2 separate regions of the Homo sapiens genome follow, and region 2 is linked to region 1. Evidence: read pairs that join two places in POLR2A ChIA-PET (ENCODE). Cell type or tissue: Panc1. All regions are shown on one strand. Links, peaks and the distances in the headings refer to the core of each region. The heading gives the core; the rest is flanking DNA. Region 1 overlaps EPC1-AS1 (EPC1 antisense RNA 1). Region 2 overlaps ZEB1 (zinc finger E-box binding homeobox 1).

Evidence for each region. ChIA-PET counts read pairs that join two places held together with the same protein. Peaks named below come from ENCODE experiments on the same cell type or tissue, not always from the same donor. Only the 100,000 strongest peaks of a DNase experiment are listed, where the experiment ranks them.
Region 2: POLR2A ChIA-PET joins it to region 1 with 6 read pairs; 2 of 35 experiments call an interaction of 5 or more read pairs at or near these places.

The regions. Positions count from the first base shown.
Region 1 is chr10:32,349,224-32,357,566 of GRCh38, reverse strand. All of the region lies in intron 1 of EPC1-AS1 (EPC1 antisense RNA 1), which reads right to left. It also overlaps a transcript of EPC1 not described here. Among named protein-coding and RNA genes, the nearest start is that of EPC1-AS1, 6.0 kb to the right of the region's middle. In Panc1, for the core only: no CTCF peak of the experiment used is centred there; no DNase peak of the experiment used is centred there; H3K27ac peaks cover 519 bases.
Region 2 is chr10:31,386,836-31,395,178 of GRCh38, reverse strand. All of the region lies in intron 1 of ZEB1 (zinc finger E-box binding homeobox 1), which reads right to left. Among named protein-coding and RNA genes, the nearest start is that of ZEB1, 72 kb to the right of the region's middle. RefSeq lists enhancers at 918-1,057, 1,148-1,197. In Panc1, for the core only: no CTCF peak of the experiment used is centred there; a DNase peak (open chromatin) is centred at 4,157.

The sequences.
Region 1 (8,343 bases), core at 329-8,328:
ATCACTTGAATCCAGAAGTTTGAGGCTGCAGTGAGCCGTGATAGCACAACTGCACTGCAGCCTGGGCCACAAAGCAAGATCCTGTGTCAAAACCACAACAAAACTAACAAACAAAACCAGAAAAGACCAGAAGAAACAGAAACACAAAGTGTTAACCTTATTATAAATAAATCAATTGAAACAAAAAATATTATCTCGTTCCAATATACATGCTGCTGCAGTGCAACTGTCTTATTTTTTGTCTTATGCGTCTCGTGTTTGGGAAACCAAATTCAGAAGAAATCTTAAGATCTGGATGTGGCTTTTACCTGTGTCAGTAATTCATGTAGAGAAGTCATGTAGGTCTTTGGTTTCCAAGCTTCTACAGCTTTAACTCTGGAAGATACGTCATGTACTCTGTTCTAACATGGGAGGCGCTGAGGATGATAGCTACTCTGTGTCCCTGGCTATGTCCTGAAGCTTAACTGATTTTTGACTTCAAAGTGGTCTCATTCTTGTGAACAAGTACTTAAACAATGATTATAGGAGGGTACTGGGAAATCACTTTTTTGGGGGCTTTGGTAAATTTTTTTATTTTTATTTTTTTGATGCGGAGTCTCGCTCCCTCGCCCAGGCTGGAGTGCAGTGGTGCGATCTCAGCTCACTGCAAGCTCCGCCTCCCGGGTTCACGCCATTCTCCTGCCTCAGCCTCCCGAGTTGGGACTACAGGTGCCCACCACCACGCCCAGCTAATTTTTTGTATTTTTAGTAGAGATGGGGTTTCACCGTGTTAGGCAGGATGGTCTCGATCTCCTGACCCCGTGATCCGCCCGCCTCGGCCTCCCAAAGTGCTGGGATTACAGGCGTGAGCCACCGCGCCTGGCGGTAAATGTTTAATCAACGTGCGCAGGCACCACTAGGCCTATAACTTCCAATTCACGGCTCAGCTCACAGAGTCTATTTTCCTCCCACGGTGTCCTAAAGAAAATGGGTTTACTGTGACCTCCTCATTCTTTTTGATTCTCCTCGTTGATCTCCTCCTTGAAATGCTGACCTCATTTGGCTTGTCTCCAGGCTTGTCCCAGCCTCTCCCTCTGTTCTTGTCCTGGGTATCTTCTAGATGTTGGTATTCCCCAGGGCTCCATTCTCTATGCTCCTCTCTCACTCCCTGAGTGAGTCTTCACACCAAGAATCCCACTCCATGGGCTTCCAGTCATTCACTTTCCCTTCCCTGCTCTGAAAGGGAAGGGGAACTAGATTCACAGTGCTTACCTAAGCAATTGGCACAATGTTACTCAAGGTGTCATGGAGAAGAATAAATATAGTGAAAGATAAAACATTTTATTTCACTAATCTTAATTTATTAGATGATAATTCTGTACCCCAAGTTTCAGTAAGAAAACAGAATTTCCTTCCTCGTGTTATAAAAGCAAAAGCAATTCATGATATTTTCTCTCTCGAAGCCCTTCCTCCCTGACAGTCTTTGTCTACCACCCACTAATAAATTGTACTTAAATGTTCCAACATATGTTTCTACTTCATTAACAATTTTTCTCTAAATTTTGTTCCTTTGTTCCTTCACCCATCATGTACCATCTGTACCATACTGATTTGTATGTGCATTACTTAGTAAAACTAATGCTTAAGTAGTCTATCTACTCAAAAGTGTAAGGCACTGGCCAGGTGCAGTGGCTTACACCTGTAATCCCAGCACTTTGGGAGGCCAAAGCAGGCAGATCACCTGCGGTCTGGAGTTCAAGACCAGCCTGGCCAACATGGTGAAACCTTGTCTCTACTAAAAATACAAAAATTAGCTGGGTGTGGTGGCGCACGCCTGTAGTCCCAGCTACTCGGGAGGCTGAGGCAGGAGAATGGCTTGAACTCAGGAGGCGGAGGTTGCAGCCAAGATCATGCCACTGCACTCTAGCCTGGTCAACTCTGTCCCAAAAAAAAAAAAAAAAAAAAAAAAAAAAAAAAAAAGGGTAAGGCACTAAAGGTAGTGTGTTCTTTGTTTTTGTCTTTCTACCATTTATAACCTTGCACCAATGCCTGGCCTACACATAGTAATCTGTCAGTATGTGCCAGTCAATGGATTTAATGGGTTGACAGTAATTTAACGTAATCCAGTTTAGATAAATACCACCAAATATTTCTAAAATGTATACAGTTTAATTTGTACATTTTTCTAAGATAGACTTTTATTCTGAGAAATTAATTGTTGGGATGAGACATGGAAGAGACTACCGAATAGTTCCTCTGCTAAGGAGTAAATTATTATTTTTCAAGTTCAGTTTCTCAACAGTTTCCTGTTCACGCATCCCACCACTTCTCCAACTGCAACTAGTAGTATCCTCCTTAAAATGCTGTCATAGAGGTATCAACTGCTTGCCAGCACAGTGAGGAAAAGATCAGATGATTTACAGCAGTGGTCCCCAGTCTTTTTGGCACCAGGGACTAGTTTCATGGGAGACAACTTTTCTATGGATCCAGGGGAGGGAGTGCTCCCCCTATGAGGATGATTCAAGTGCATTACATTTATTGTGCACTTTCTTTCTATTATTATTACATTGTAATATATAATGAAACAGTTCTACAACTCACCATAATGTAGAATCAGTGGGAGCCCTGAGCTTGTTTTCCTGCAACTAGACAGTCCTATGTGGGGACAGTGATGGGAGGCAGTGACAGATCATCAGGCATTAGATTCTCATAAGGAACATGCAACCCAGATCCCTCAATGTGCAGCTCAGAATAAGGCTTGAGGTCCTATGAGAATCTAATGCCGGGTGAAGCTTGGGTGGTAATGTGGGCACTAGGGATTGGCTGTAAATACAGATGAAGCTTTGCTGGCTTGCCTGCCACCCACTTCTGTGCTGTGTGGCCAGTTACACATTACACATTTACAATAAATGTGTAAATCCCAATACATTTACACATTTATTGTGTAAATCCTAAGGTTATAGAAAACCTAAACCTTAGGATTTACACAATAAATGTGTAAAGACATTCTATTTAGATTACATAGAAAATCTAAAATGTATTGTGTGACATCTTTTTTAAATCCCAATACTGCTGCAACTACAATTCTCAGATAGTCCCATTTGTTTAAATCACGCATTTTCTTTCTTTTTTTTGAGGCAGAGTCTCACTCTGTCGCCCAGGCTGGAGTGCAGTGGCACAATCTTGGCTCACTTCAAGCTCCGCCTCCCGGGTCCACACCATTCTCCTACCTCAGCCTCCCAAGTAGCTGGGATTACAGGCGCCCACCACCATGCCCAGCTAATTTTTTGTATTGAATCATGCATTTTTCATTTCTTTTTTGTTGTTGTTGTTAAACTTCATATTGAAGATAAAGTTAAACTGAAATAACTTTGAGTCCATCCTGCTACTGTTTGCTAAGATTGATAATTTGCCCTTTATTCTCTTAAGGTACAGATATATTGTTTCTAAATATATTCTGAATGATTTTATTTTATGTGAAAAATAGTTCTTAAAGATTATGTACAGACCTCCATGCACAAATTACTCAGTAAGGAAATCAGTACTTCAGATATTGTTTCTGTGACACCTTAGTAAATATATTGAAAGGCAACTGTAATATTTTCTTTCCAACATTTCCTAGATGAAAAAAACAACATACTATAAAGGGCTTCCAGTGTTTGTTTACCTAAATGTTATGGTGGAAGAATTGTTTGCAGTCATTTCTTTATGTAGCTTATTATGAAAGTAAAAAGCAGGAAGTTAAGAGAAATGATTAGAAATGATTACTTCAAGTGATAATGTATTCAGTATTCATACTTTTGCAGAATGCTTTAAATTATTGCACTACATCACTTTTTAATGTAGAGATCATTGTGCATTTACATGGTTTAAAGATATTAATTTCACATTTTCCCAATTAAATACAAATACAGTACCTCACTTTATTATTAGTCCCGTGAGGATGTAGAGACCATATCTTGTTTATTATTGTTTCTCCAACACAAACTGTCTTGCCTTAGCTCTTAGTAAACATTTGATAAATATTTGTTGAATGCTTGAAGAAATGAGGAATCCGGACTCCTGCTACCAAAACCAGTATTATGATTTTTAATCTTGTTGTCCCATCAAAGAGAGTTTAACTCTTTGCATCACTGTCCATTCTGGCTGTCATTCTTTCCTGCCTGGCTCAGAAAAAGACAGCCCTAAAATTAACCCATTTAAATGATTCTTTGCTTTTAGTATACAAACATGCCCACATCTCTCCTACTTTCAAAAACAATGAAACCCTTGACTTCAAATAGCTACCCCTTTCTCTCTCTCTTTGCCCTTCATTACCAACCCTCTTAAACATCTCTTTCTTCGATTCTAGTTCGCACTTCACTTCAATCTGGGACTGCACTCTGGAATCAGATACCAGGGATTTCTTTTTTTGCTTTTTTTTTTTTTTTTTGAAATGGAGTTGTGCTCTTGTTGCCCAGGTTGGAGTGCAATGGCGCGATCTTGGCTCATTGCAACCTCCGCCTCCTTGGTTCAAGGTATTTTTCTGCCTCAGCCTCCTGAGTAGCTGGGATTACAGGCATGTGCCACCACGCCCAGCTAATTTTATATTTTTAGTAGAGACAGGGTTTCTCCGTGTTGGTCAGGCTAGTCTTGTACTCCCCACCTCAGGTAATCTGTCCGCTTCAGCCTCCCAAAGTGCTGGGATTACAGGTGTGAGCCACTGTGTCTGGCCAGATAGATACTAGGGATACTAAGCACTGCCTCTTATCAGCTTCCTGGCCATAAGCCAGTCACACAACCTCTCTAAACCCAACAGGAAATACCTAACAGGGCTGTCACGAAAATTGAGATAATGCATTTAAAGTATTTCTGCATCACCTAGTACATACTAGGTGTTCCATAAATGGTAGCTATTCTTCCTGTTGACTGAAAGCATAATAGGAGCTCAGAGATGAGAAAGACTGGGGGAGGCTTATTTTGCATTTACCTAACTGCTCACCGATGCTTCAGATTAGGAAATTAGGGCCCAGAGAGTTTAAGTAGTCAATGTTTCATGGGGGAGGTGATATTTGAGCTGGATTTTGAAGAATAATAACAATATCTTACATCTATTGAGGGTTCACTGTGGGCCAGGGATGATTCTAAGTGCTTTACATGGTTTGTTTTACTTAGTGTCCAAAACATTCCTGTGAAATAGGATTTCGGTAGACAGTCTGAGGCAGGACAGGGAGGACAGACTGAAAAGAATCAATACAGCTGGGCGGGGCGCAGTGGCTCACTCCTGTAATCCCAGCACTTTGGGAGGCTGAGGCGGGTGGATCACGAGGTCAGGAGATCGAGACCATCCTGGCTAACACAGTGAAACCCCATCTCTACTAAAAATTAAAAAAAAAATTAGCCGGGCGTGGTGGCAGGTGCCTGTAGTCCCAGCTACTCAGGAGGCTGAGGCAGAAGAATGGCGTGAACCTGGGAGGCGGAGGTTGCAGTGAGCCGAGATTGCGCCACTGCACTCCAGCCTGGGCGACAGAGCGAGACTCTGTTTCAAAAAAAAAAAAAAAAAAAATCAATATGGCTGGGCACGATGGTTCATGCCTGTCATCCCAGCACTTTGGGAGGACGAGGTGGGTGGATCACCTGAGATCAGGAGTTTGAGACCAGCCTGGCCAACATATGGTGAAACCCTGTCCTTACTAAAAAAAATACAAAAATTAGCCGGGCGTGATGGCGCACACTTGTAATCCCAGCTACTTGTGAAGCTGAGGTAGGAGAATCACTTGAACCCGGGAGGTGGAGGTTGCAGTGAGCCGAGATCACGCCACTGCACTCCAGCCTGGGCAACAGAGCAAGACTCCATCTCTCAAAATAAAATAAATAAATAAATAAATAATCAAAAGAATGAATAAAAACCTGGAGGCAGGAAAGACACGCTGATTTTTTTTCTTTTTTTAAGATGGAGTTTCGCTCTTATTGCCCAGCCCGGAGTGCAATGGTGCAATCTCGGCTCACTGCAACCTCCACCTCCCGGGTTAAAGCGATTCTCCTGCCTCAGCCTCCTGAGTAGCTGGGATTACAGGCGTGCACCACCATGCCTGGCTAATTTTTTGTATTTTTAGTAGAGATAGGGTTTCATCATGTTGGCCAGGCTGGTCGTGAACTCCTGACCTCAGGTGATCCACTCTCCTCGGCCTCCCAAAGTACTGGGATTACAGGCATGAGCCACCGCACCCAGCCGACATGCTGATTTCTGAAGATGGTGATGAGACTGCTAGCTAGAGTGAAAAGCTTGTCTTAAGCAATAATGACAAACGATGTTGGACAGAGTGGGGCAAAATTACAGGAGGTCTTGACAACCAAACACTCGAAAATTTGGCTTTATCTAATGGGCAAAACAAGAGCAGTTATAAAGATATGACTTGGGGAAGGGAAGATACAGAATGAAGTACAGTTTTTGGCACACTGACTTGGTGACATGCATTGTGAGGCCCCAGGGACCCAGAGCCTCTGCTTCCACTTTTGGTTACCACTAGCCACCAACAGAAGAGTACCAGCACAGTTTCCTATAAAGTGAGGGCTTTAAAAAGGTTTATTGAGGGAATGAGTAAATAAAGGATGGACTGAATAAATAAAGGATGAATGGGAGGCTGTTTCTAGGGGTGAAGTGATCAGAGTTGGGACTATGTTTAAGACAATGGAAATGGAAATTGGGAAGTAAATCCCAGAAACAATTTCAAAGAAGAAATCATAAGACTTGGATACATACCGAACATAAACTACTATTTAGAGCTGTATTTCAAATGTATTAGTTACCACAGAATGCAGTGTCAGAGCAGTTGCCTTTGGCATATTCTAAGTTTTTGTTAAGTAGAAATTCTGTATTTGGAACAGAAATCACATTTCTTGTGCTATTATATGTAATGATTATTACCATGAAAACTCATGTCTCTTTACTTTCTACTCCTACTCCATCCACCCAAGTTCTTACCAGTTTTATCTCCTAATTGGCTTGTTGTTGGAGTCTCCTACTGAACTCCGGCCAAATAAACCTCCTCATCCTCAATCATACCTGACAGTTGCCGCCTCTCACCCTTTTGTTCATACAGTTGCGTTCCCCCATGAATGTTCTTTCTTCTATAATAGCATTTCATTCCCATGAGCAGTTGAAACCTTAGCCATCCTTCAGAATCAGATCGCATGCTGCTTCTCCATGCTGTCTGATCAACCCAGATGGGACCTACTGCTCTCTTTTCTGAACTCCCATAGCCACTGCATTTCATTATACTGCCTTGCCACTTGGGCAACTGGGTATCCATTTACCAGTGTTTTATTTGTATCCCCTACAATGACAGTACTGTGTGTTACCTGGTTATCCAATACATATTTGTGACATCAAACTATCTTAAATACTCCAAATCCTTTCCCAAACAAGAGTTTCCCTCTGCCGTTAGGGTATTCACCTTTGCCCTAGCATACATTGTTTGCAACATCGAGAATTTCACATCACTTTTGTTGGGGATACTTAGAAAAAGAAGGAATTTTAAGTTGAGAACAGAAAAGAATTTTTAAAGTGAAAGTACAGGATTAACCATTTTTTCAAGGAATCTTTCGGACAGATAAAAGAATCTAGGGAAAACTAAACCTGAATCTTTACTGCTGCCTTCCTGTCCCTTAAGGTGAAGAAAAGTGAACTGCATAAAAAAGAGGCATGGGTCCGAACGCAGTGGCTCACACCTGTAATCCCAGCACTTTGGGAGGCCGAGGTGGGAGGACTGCTTGAGGTCAGGAGCTCAGGAGCAGCCTGGGCAACAGAGGGAGGCCCTGTCTTTAGAAAAAATTTAGAAATTAGCAGGGTATGGTGGCATGTACCTTTAGTCCCAGCTACTGATGGCTGAGGCAGGAGGATCACTTGAGCCCAGGAGTTCAAGCCTGCAGTAAGCCATGATCACAACACTGAACTCAGGCCTGGGAGATAGAGACACTGTCTCTAAAAAACAAAAATTTCAAAAAAGGGTTTTTTTGTTTGTTTGTTTGTTTTAATTTTATAAAAGAGGCTTGGGACTCCAGCCTTTGAGTCCTTGGGAACCCAGAAGGACCTGAGAGTTGGAAATCCACAGCATTGAGGAGACGGATAAAGGAATGATGAGAAAAAGGTGTCTCTTAGCAGGCATATAATATTATCTGCCAAAAGGCAAGTGAATCTGTAAGCTTATCTGTGAATTTGCCACGGAGGGTGATTTTAGACTCTCTAGAGAATAAGAAATTTTTTTGTACTCCACCCATTATTACTAATGTAGGATGTGGAAATAGTTATTTTGTTGTTTACTGTTATTTTAATGAGGGTAGAAATAATTCATTTCCTTGGTTCACTCTTGACTTACTCTATTT
Region 2 (8,343 bases), core at 282-8,281, 960 kb after region 1:
GTTAATGAAGGTAAGGTTATTCATTAATTCAGTTAATAAAACAGTTGTATAAAGCAGATCTATGCAATGTTTCACAGATGCCTTAACTGTATCAGAAATTGAATTCGTTAATCCCCTGTATCACTAAAGCACAAGCAACAACCCACTTCCTCTCCAGTATTTGGACTTAATGAAGGGCACTGCCATTAACCCCTGCCCAAGTCAGGACCCAGGAGTTATCTCTGGTGTATGATTCTTCATCCCCTCATCCAATTAAGTTCTAACTTGTAAATATCTCTCTATATACCCACCTCTCTTCATCCTCATTGTCACCACACTAGCTCAAGCCCCAGTATCTCTTTCCTAGATTTACTGTGAAGCTTACTAAATTCACACCCTCCCATCCTTCATGATGCAGATTCAGCAATCTCAGAAAAATGCAAATCTGTAGTACATGCATATGACGGAACATTATACAGCTATGAGAACAATTAGCAACCACAGTCAACAATATGGATAAATCTCATAATCGTAATGCTTCACCCAAGTGAATACACATTGTATGCCCCTATTTATATTAAGTACAATGTAGGCAATATCCTCCATATACAGTGAGAAGTCAGGCAAGAGGTCTCCCTTGGTGGGCAAGAGACAGGACTGACTGGAAGGAAAATGAAGGGGAACTTTTAGGATGCTGATATTGTTGTTTTTCTTCATCTAGGTGTTCATCACATAGGTGTGCTAAGTCTGTGAAAATTCACGAAGCAGTATGCTAATGCTTCTATATGTATTAGGCATTAATAAAAAACTTTAGAAAAAAAAATCTGAGCGTCAATGTCTTCCCACTGTTCTCAAGCTAAAGCCCAAAGGCTAGTATCTAATATTGACTTGCAAGATATTTCACCGTACAGTGTCATCTTTCCCTCTCTCCGTGTCTTTTATCTTGAATGTGTTTTGTTCTTCTTCCTTTATGACTCTTACATCTGCTGTGCCCTTAGCTCAAAACACCACCTTGCCTTCTCATTTGGTTTGATTAAATCTAATGTCCCTCAGATTCAGTTAAAATTTCATTTGTGCAACCTGAAATAGATTGTAGTTTTGTTTTCTGACCTCAGATTGGGTTCTGATCACTTCCACTTTCCCACCATCACTCCTCTTTAGCTGTGAGGGCAGGCAATGTGTTTTGTTTACCACTCTATTCTCACAGTTCTCTATAGATTTGATGACTGAATATATTTACTTATATCCTATACAAGGACGTGGCAGGTAGCTGTGGCAAAGTTTCAAAGTCTAAGTACTCCAGTATAAATGATGAGATTGCTAAGAGTGTTTGATATGCAAACTTAAAGGAAATAAAAGTTAAACATTAAATTGTTTATACACAAAAAGATATAAGCCATGCATGTATCTTTCAGGCACAGGGAGAAGTCACTTTTAATGGTTCTTAAATGTATTTGAAAGTTCTATTTTAAACAATATCTATGGTAATAAAACTCTGAAACAAAATCATAAAGTTTTAGTCATTGTCTACACACAGATGTTGAATTGTTTTTAATGTCACGAAAACCAGGAACCTAGCACTGTTTTAATGAATTGAGTGAGGTCAACTAATTGCTTCAGTTTCTTTTAATGAGAAGTCACAAAAATATTTAATATCTATCTACCTCAACTTTTTTGAAAAAAACTATTTACAAATATTTGCAAATATTCCTAAGAAGAATTTAAGCTTTTCTAAATTAAACATAAAATAATTTGATGAATACAAAGTAAAAATATAACTTTTTATTTGTTAGAAATACCCATGGAAAATAACACAGGTGGCCTATCAAGTGGCATTCACAAACTGTTCTTCCTGGATAAAAAAGCAAAATCTGGTCACTTTTTATAATAGCAGAAAAGCATGAGTGATAACTACCTTAAGTGAAAATGTCCGAAGGAATAAAAACAAAACCAAAACTATAATGTTTCAGAAGTCAATACCATTTTCTATAATGAGCTTTATACTATAAATTTTAGAATCTTTAAGCACAATTTAATTTAAATAAAAAATATAAATAGTACAGCTGGGCATGGTGGCTCATGCCTGATAGTCCCAGCTCTTTGGGAGACCAAGGTGGGAGGATCGCTTGAGCTCAGGGGTTTGAGACCAGCCTGGGCAACATGATGAGACCCCCGTCTCAACAAAAAACACAGAAAAATTAGCTCAGCATCTTGGTGCACACCTGTGGTTCCAGCTACTCAGGAGGCTGAAACAGGAGGATGGCTTGAGCCTCAGAGGTCGAGGCTCCAGTGAGCTGTGGTTGTGCCACTGCACTCTAGGCTGGGTGACAGAGTGAGACCTTGTCTCAAACAAACAAAAAAATATATATATGGATATATAATATCATCTATATAAAAGTATATTAATATATTTTACATTTATATATATGTAGTGTTCCAAGTTGCCTTGTTTTCTACTCCTTTCAGAAAATAATTGTCTTTTATATAACATCCTCTATATTTCTTTTTATTCTAATATTCAGTTTATGGTATAAATGCACTAGATCTTAAACTAGGCAGACTTTACTGGTTAGTACCAAGAAAAAGAAAAAATAATATTTCCTTCATTTTGAGAAAAAGGTATTAGTTTCCCTAATTAATACAGAACTTGCTTACTTACCATTTCTAAAGTCCTACTATAACATTAAAAGCATCTTATGATCAAAAAGACCTTAAAATGCCCTTATCACTGAAAACCAACAGGAAGTGTATATAGGCTACTGAAGAATTTCTTTAACTAGGGTTCAGAACCTAAAACTGTCCCAATAATGCCCAGTGTAATGTTTATTAAGGCAATTACCTACTTTTTTAATATTCTGGAAATATAAAAATAACATTATTCACCTATTTTCTTGAGTTTTAGTTTTGGAGACAGAATTTGAAGAGAGAAAAAGGGATTTAAATTATAATGGATAATTCCTTTTCTTTTTAATCTATCTTCAAGAACTTATCACATAGCCTCATACTTTATTGGAAGGCCATTTTAATGTTAACTAGTAGAGTCCACTCAAAGGGCAGAACAGAAGAAAGCATTAGCAAACTAACTGCTCCCATTTAGGCTGGTATTTTCAAGTTTAATTAGTTGAAGTTAAATGTATTTTTCTTTTAAAAATCAGTATGAATTTTAAAGAAATAAACTTTAATTTTCACAAGTATTAAATTTCAAATGAAGATAAGTTAAATTCTTTCAACTTCAGTTTATCAGTAAAATGATCACATTAGACTAGATCACAGTGGTTGTCGACCAAATTTTTTGTTATGAAATCCTCTGAGAATATGATGAAAATATGGACATTCTCCCCAGTAAAAACACATATATACAAAATATGACTGTAATTTTAGGGGATTCAACAGAATCTCTGAAATCCATCCAAGGATCCCCAGGTAAAAAGGGTACTAGATTATATTTCAGGTCTTTTGTAGCTTTAAATTATGGTTTCAGAAATAAGGCAAAAGCCTTTAAACAAAAGGAAGTCAGTCTTGAGAATAAAAGTGAAAAATGCAGACACAACTCATTAGTTTACTCATTGCTGTTGAAGACATTAGCTAAGCAAGGCTGAACATCTTACTTATATAGATGTGTTAATCTGACAAAATAATTCATACCTGAGACATTAGAGGTTAGGCAAAATCAGATTCTTACATAAACCCAGGATATTTCTAGACATGAAAATGTGTGACATTCACAGCTTTCAAATGACAGTAAATTGTCTCCCTCATCCCAACTCCACCATCACCACCAACTCCAATACCTTCCTTCTTAGAGTGAGGAAGAAAAATATATACCGAAAGCTATATTTGAGACCTTTCAGGTGACTGTTTTGGGGGAGGGGCAATATTTTCAAATTCTGAAATTTCTTATTTAGAAATAATTATTGGATCTCACACACACACACACACACACACACACACACACACACACACACACAAACTTACCTGTGGTTCTTGTTCTCTGAAGGAAATGCAGTAATTGAAAACATCCCCACACTCTTGGGTACATTCTCCTAAGTGTGAATGGATTTGGAATGCACCATAGCTTAACTTTGGAACGCTAACTTATGCCACCCTGCACTGGCAGTTGGCATCCACCTGCCTACATAAATAATAATGTAAGCCTGTCATCTTGAGTCATGCACCTTGTGAAGGAAAAGTATTCTCTGGAGAGAGGTGGTGCAATGACTGTCTTTCGAGACAAACAGTCTCTTCTATAGCACTTGAGGGTAGATCCACACTACTAAGGAGGTGACTGTATGCTTCAAAAATGTACTAAAATCAATACATTAAAAATGTTAAAGAATGAAAACGGAAAGATGTTCCTCTGTAAAAGAAGCTCTTAGGAGACTGATTGCTGAACTGGTCAGGATCCAATGGTCAACACCAGAGCTAAGAATTACAAGTACTTAAATACTTGTAACGAAGTAAGCCTAATCCCTGCATTCAGTAGCCTTGTATTTTGTGTTCATGCTTGACTACCAGAGGTTTATGTGACAGATGCAATGGAAACCAATGGTAGGAAAATACCTTGAAATGGCCAAGACCCTGAAAACTGCTGTGGTTACTGTCAAAGGAGAATTAGTTTTCAAGAGAAATGATAGCAGCGTTGTGCTGTTAGATGATCTACATTTTATAAATTCAAGTAATCATTCAAAAATTGTAAAATTTCGTAAACCTTATATCTTAATGTAATAATTTAGATGTAAAATGTTTAAATATGTATGGACTAAATCCTTGCCATTTGAGCCCCTCTTCTGTCTTAAACATACTAGGTCATTAGGAAGAAATGGGCTAGAGATATCTTCTAGTTTACAGGCTGATTTTTGGAGGATTATTAAAATCCTGCGCAGAGAAAGAGATGCTCTATTTTCTAGTCCTCCAAGATTCCAGGCAGCCTGATGATGTCCTCTTCTCAAGTTAAACCAGAGAAGGGTTGTCAGATAAAATATAGGACACCCAGTCAAATTTGAATTTCGAATAAGCAGTAACTTCTTTGGTAAAAGTTTGCCTCAAATATAGCATGGGACAAAATTACACTAAACCATTATTTGTTATTTACTTGAAATTCAAATTACACTGGACATCCTGTTTTGTTTTGTTTTTTCCTTCTGCTAAATTTGGAAACTCTAAACAAGGGGAGTTCGCAGGGTCATCCAGTGGATTTTGGCATGTATGAGGCTAAAATGAGAATTCCACTCATTGTCTAGATCTGAACTGTGGAATATGGTACCTACTAGCCACGTGCGGCTATTGAGCACTTGAACTGTGGCTAGTCCAATATAAGATGTGCTGTGAGTATAAAATACACAGATTTTGAATGCTGAGTATGAAAAAAATCTCATAAAACATTCTATTAATTATATGTTGGAATAATATTTTTGTATATATTGGGTTAAATAAAATGTAATGAAAACTAATTTTGCCTCTTTTTATTTTCTTAATATGGCCATTAAGAACTTAAAATTACATACGTAGCTTCTATTTATGGCTCGAATTATCTTTGTACCATATAGTGCTGGTCTAGATGTCTCCAAAGGCTAGAATTTCTTTGTTGTCCCATCTCTAAAAAAAAATCAGTACGGTAAACACATAAGACTGCTTCTCTCACCTCCCTCCAGCTACCAGAGTAGGTAAAGAGCATGATCATGCCAGGGAAACAAAATTTATAGTAGGGACTAGCATGAACTGGCTAGGAACACTTCAAAAACAAAAACAAAATGTGGCATACAGATACCGATGAAAGACAAATCAGAAACCTGATCTTTGACAAATTCTTACATGATTAGAAAAAAGAAATAAACACTAATATAGGTATGTGTATATGTACACATGAAAATCAAATCTTCTCCCAGATATTAGTTTCAATGGAAGAAGCCCTCGGTACCATTATTTTGGGTTTTCCCTCCTACCTATGATCAAAATCATAGAACAACAGTTGATTTTGTCACCTCCTATGAATTGAGATGGATAAGTTATTAATAAGAATTGTTAAGGAAATGATCTTATTTTTGATACTGTAGATACAGACGGCAAGATCTCATAGATCTCATAGGTCCCCATTTTATTTATACATCCTACAAAACTGATCTGAAATTAGAACACGAGTTCTAGGATAGTGAAATAAACTTTTCTTTTCTAAAGTATGTTGCTAAAATATGTACTATCATAAAACAAAACTCACTTTAAAAAAGGTGTATGTTTAGGGAGACTTCTTAGATTACAAGTATTTTAGTTAGAATAAACCTTTAGTTTGGTTAAGAAATAATAACCTGTTTAGTTATTTCTATAACCCACCTTATAATTTTCATTAGGTTGGAGATTTAATTCAAAGTGTTTTCTCAACTGGCAAAAAGGGATAACATATTTGTCCATTCTATTCTATGCTATTATAAAGGCTAAGATATTTAGCATGCTCTTGCAAATAAAAATTAAAAAAAACTGTACGTATATATAGATTATCTCTATACACCCAATAATCTATATTTCTTTTCTAATAAAACCTACATGATATCTGTTTTGAAGATTTAAATCTTTTAAGTTTACCTGCAGTTATAATAACCAAGACTAGTTCTAACTCCTCGACCATTTACATACAAAAAAAGTAAATTGGTTCTCAAGGTTTTTCAAAAAGGTCCAATTTGTATTTTTTCCTCATTCTAACAGCAAACACACAAGTATTTTTCCTCTTTAATATCTTCTATTATACAGCTATAGGAAGAACAACGGTTTTGAAAAATTATCCTGCATCAGAGGTAGGGTTGCTAGACAAAAATCAGCAGATTACTCCCCACTTTAATGGTCCATAAGAAGTTCACATTTTGTAGAACTAAAGTCTTCAGGATCACTTTAAGAGCTTTAAGAAAAGATAAATGAAAGGGACAAATTTAATGTCTTCACCAGTACTTTAAGTCTCATTGTTAATACTACAGAATACTGGGAATTACAATCTAAAATGTTTTACTAGACATTTAGTCTCTTGTTATTCAAAGTATTCTTGCCTAAGACTGACCTAATCCTAATATTAATGACATTTTCGAAATCAGCATGCTTCTGCTCTTCTCCATAGTCAATTAATGATATCCAAATGACATTTGAATTTAAGACTGGTCATTTTGAGAGACATCTATAGATTATATTAGTTAACAATAAGGTTTTCTGATGTCAGAATTTGGAAGTAAAGCACAGACATTAATTTGCTTATCCTTCATAAGGTTTCCCTGATAGAACCAACATATTTATTCTTCATTTCCTGAAGACAGGAAGAAGTTGTAAGACGAAAAAGAAATTGCCAATTTTAAGTAATTTTTTCAAGTTTTAAGTAATATTTTTCAATTAAGATCTGACATAAAAAATTTTATGATTACATACCTTTTAAAGATTAGATGACCTTTGCTTCCACACTTTCTGAAGTGTAATACAGAATACAAAATGGTTTGAGGGGCTTTCCCTGAAGTAAAGATAAGATACAGCTTCAAAAAGATCATGAAAAGTAATTCTTCACAGCTGGCTCTATCAACTGAAGCTATTATGTCACTAGATTGCCTAAATGGTGTCATTGTTTCAAAATTCTTAATCCATATCTCAAGACATACAAGAAAAATTTTTGATTAACTCCAGCAGTTATTAACTGAATAAATGCAGACTAAACTGGAAGGTTTTACTATGACTGGGATTTTTTTTAAAGTAAAACAAAACAAAAATATCCATACATCCCCAGGACATGCTTCACTTCTAAATAACGAAAAGCACCTCTTGATGAATGTGTGATGTCCTACCCACAGGTAGGGCCTCCCTTCTGTGCGAACGTCTGAAGGTCTCACACCCTCAATGGAGCATTCCAAAACCAGTCTTAGGTTAGGAGCCTGGGCCCACGAGTGTGCACTCACTACACAGTGCTTACCTTTAGAGAACAAGGTGGCTGACACAAACTGATCAAGTTCTCACACCCCACACCTCCAAGAACACTGAAAAAGATCTGCAGATCTTTCTTGGTGCAGGAGGGACCTCTTTATATTCCTCTTGTGGTGGAAGTTTAAGGTTGTCCTAAGGGAGGAGAGAAGAGTAAAAGATTATACTGGGATCAAACTATTTTGATCAAGCTTATCTTCTATATTACAAAATGAAGTTTTGAGAACAGAAATTAGATAAAATCATGAGTATTCTTAAAATCACATTCTCTTCATTCACAAAAATATCTCCTCTAAATACTGCATGTTTCAAATATTACTCCTTAGACCCAAAACCTTAAGTGACTAGTTCAACATCCACCCCCATCACTGGGAAGTTGAGAAGTTGAAAAAATACAGAAAAACTGTAGGTTGCCAAATGATC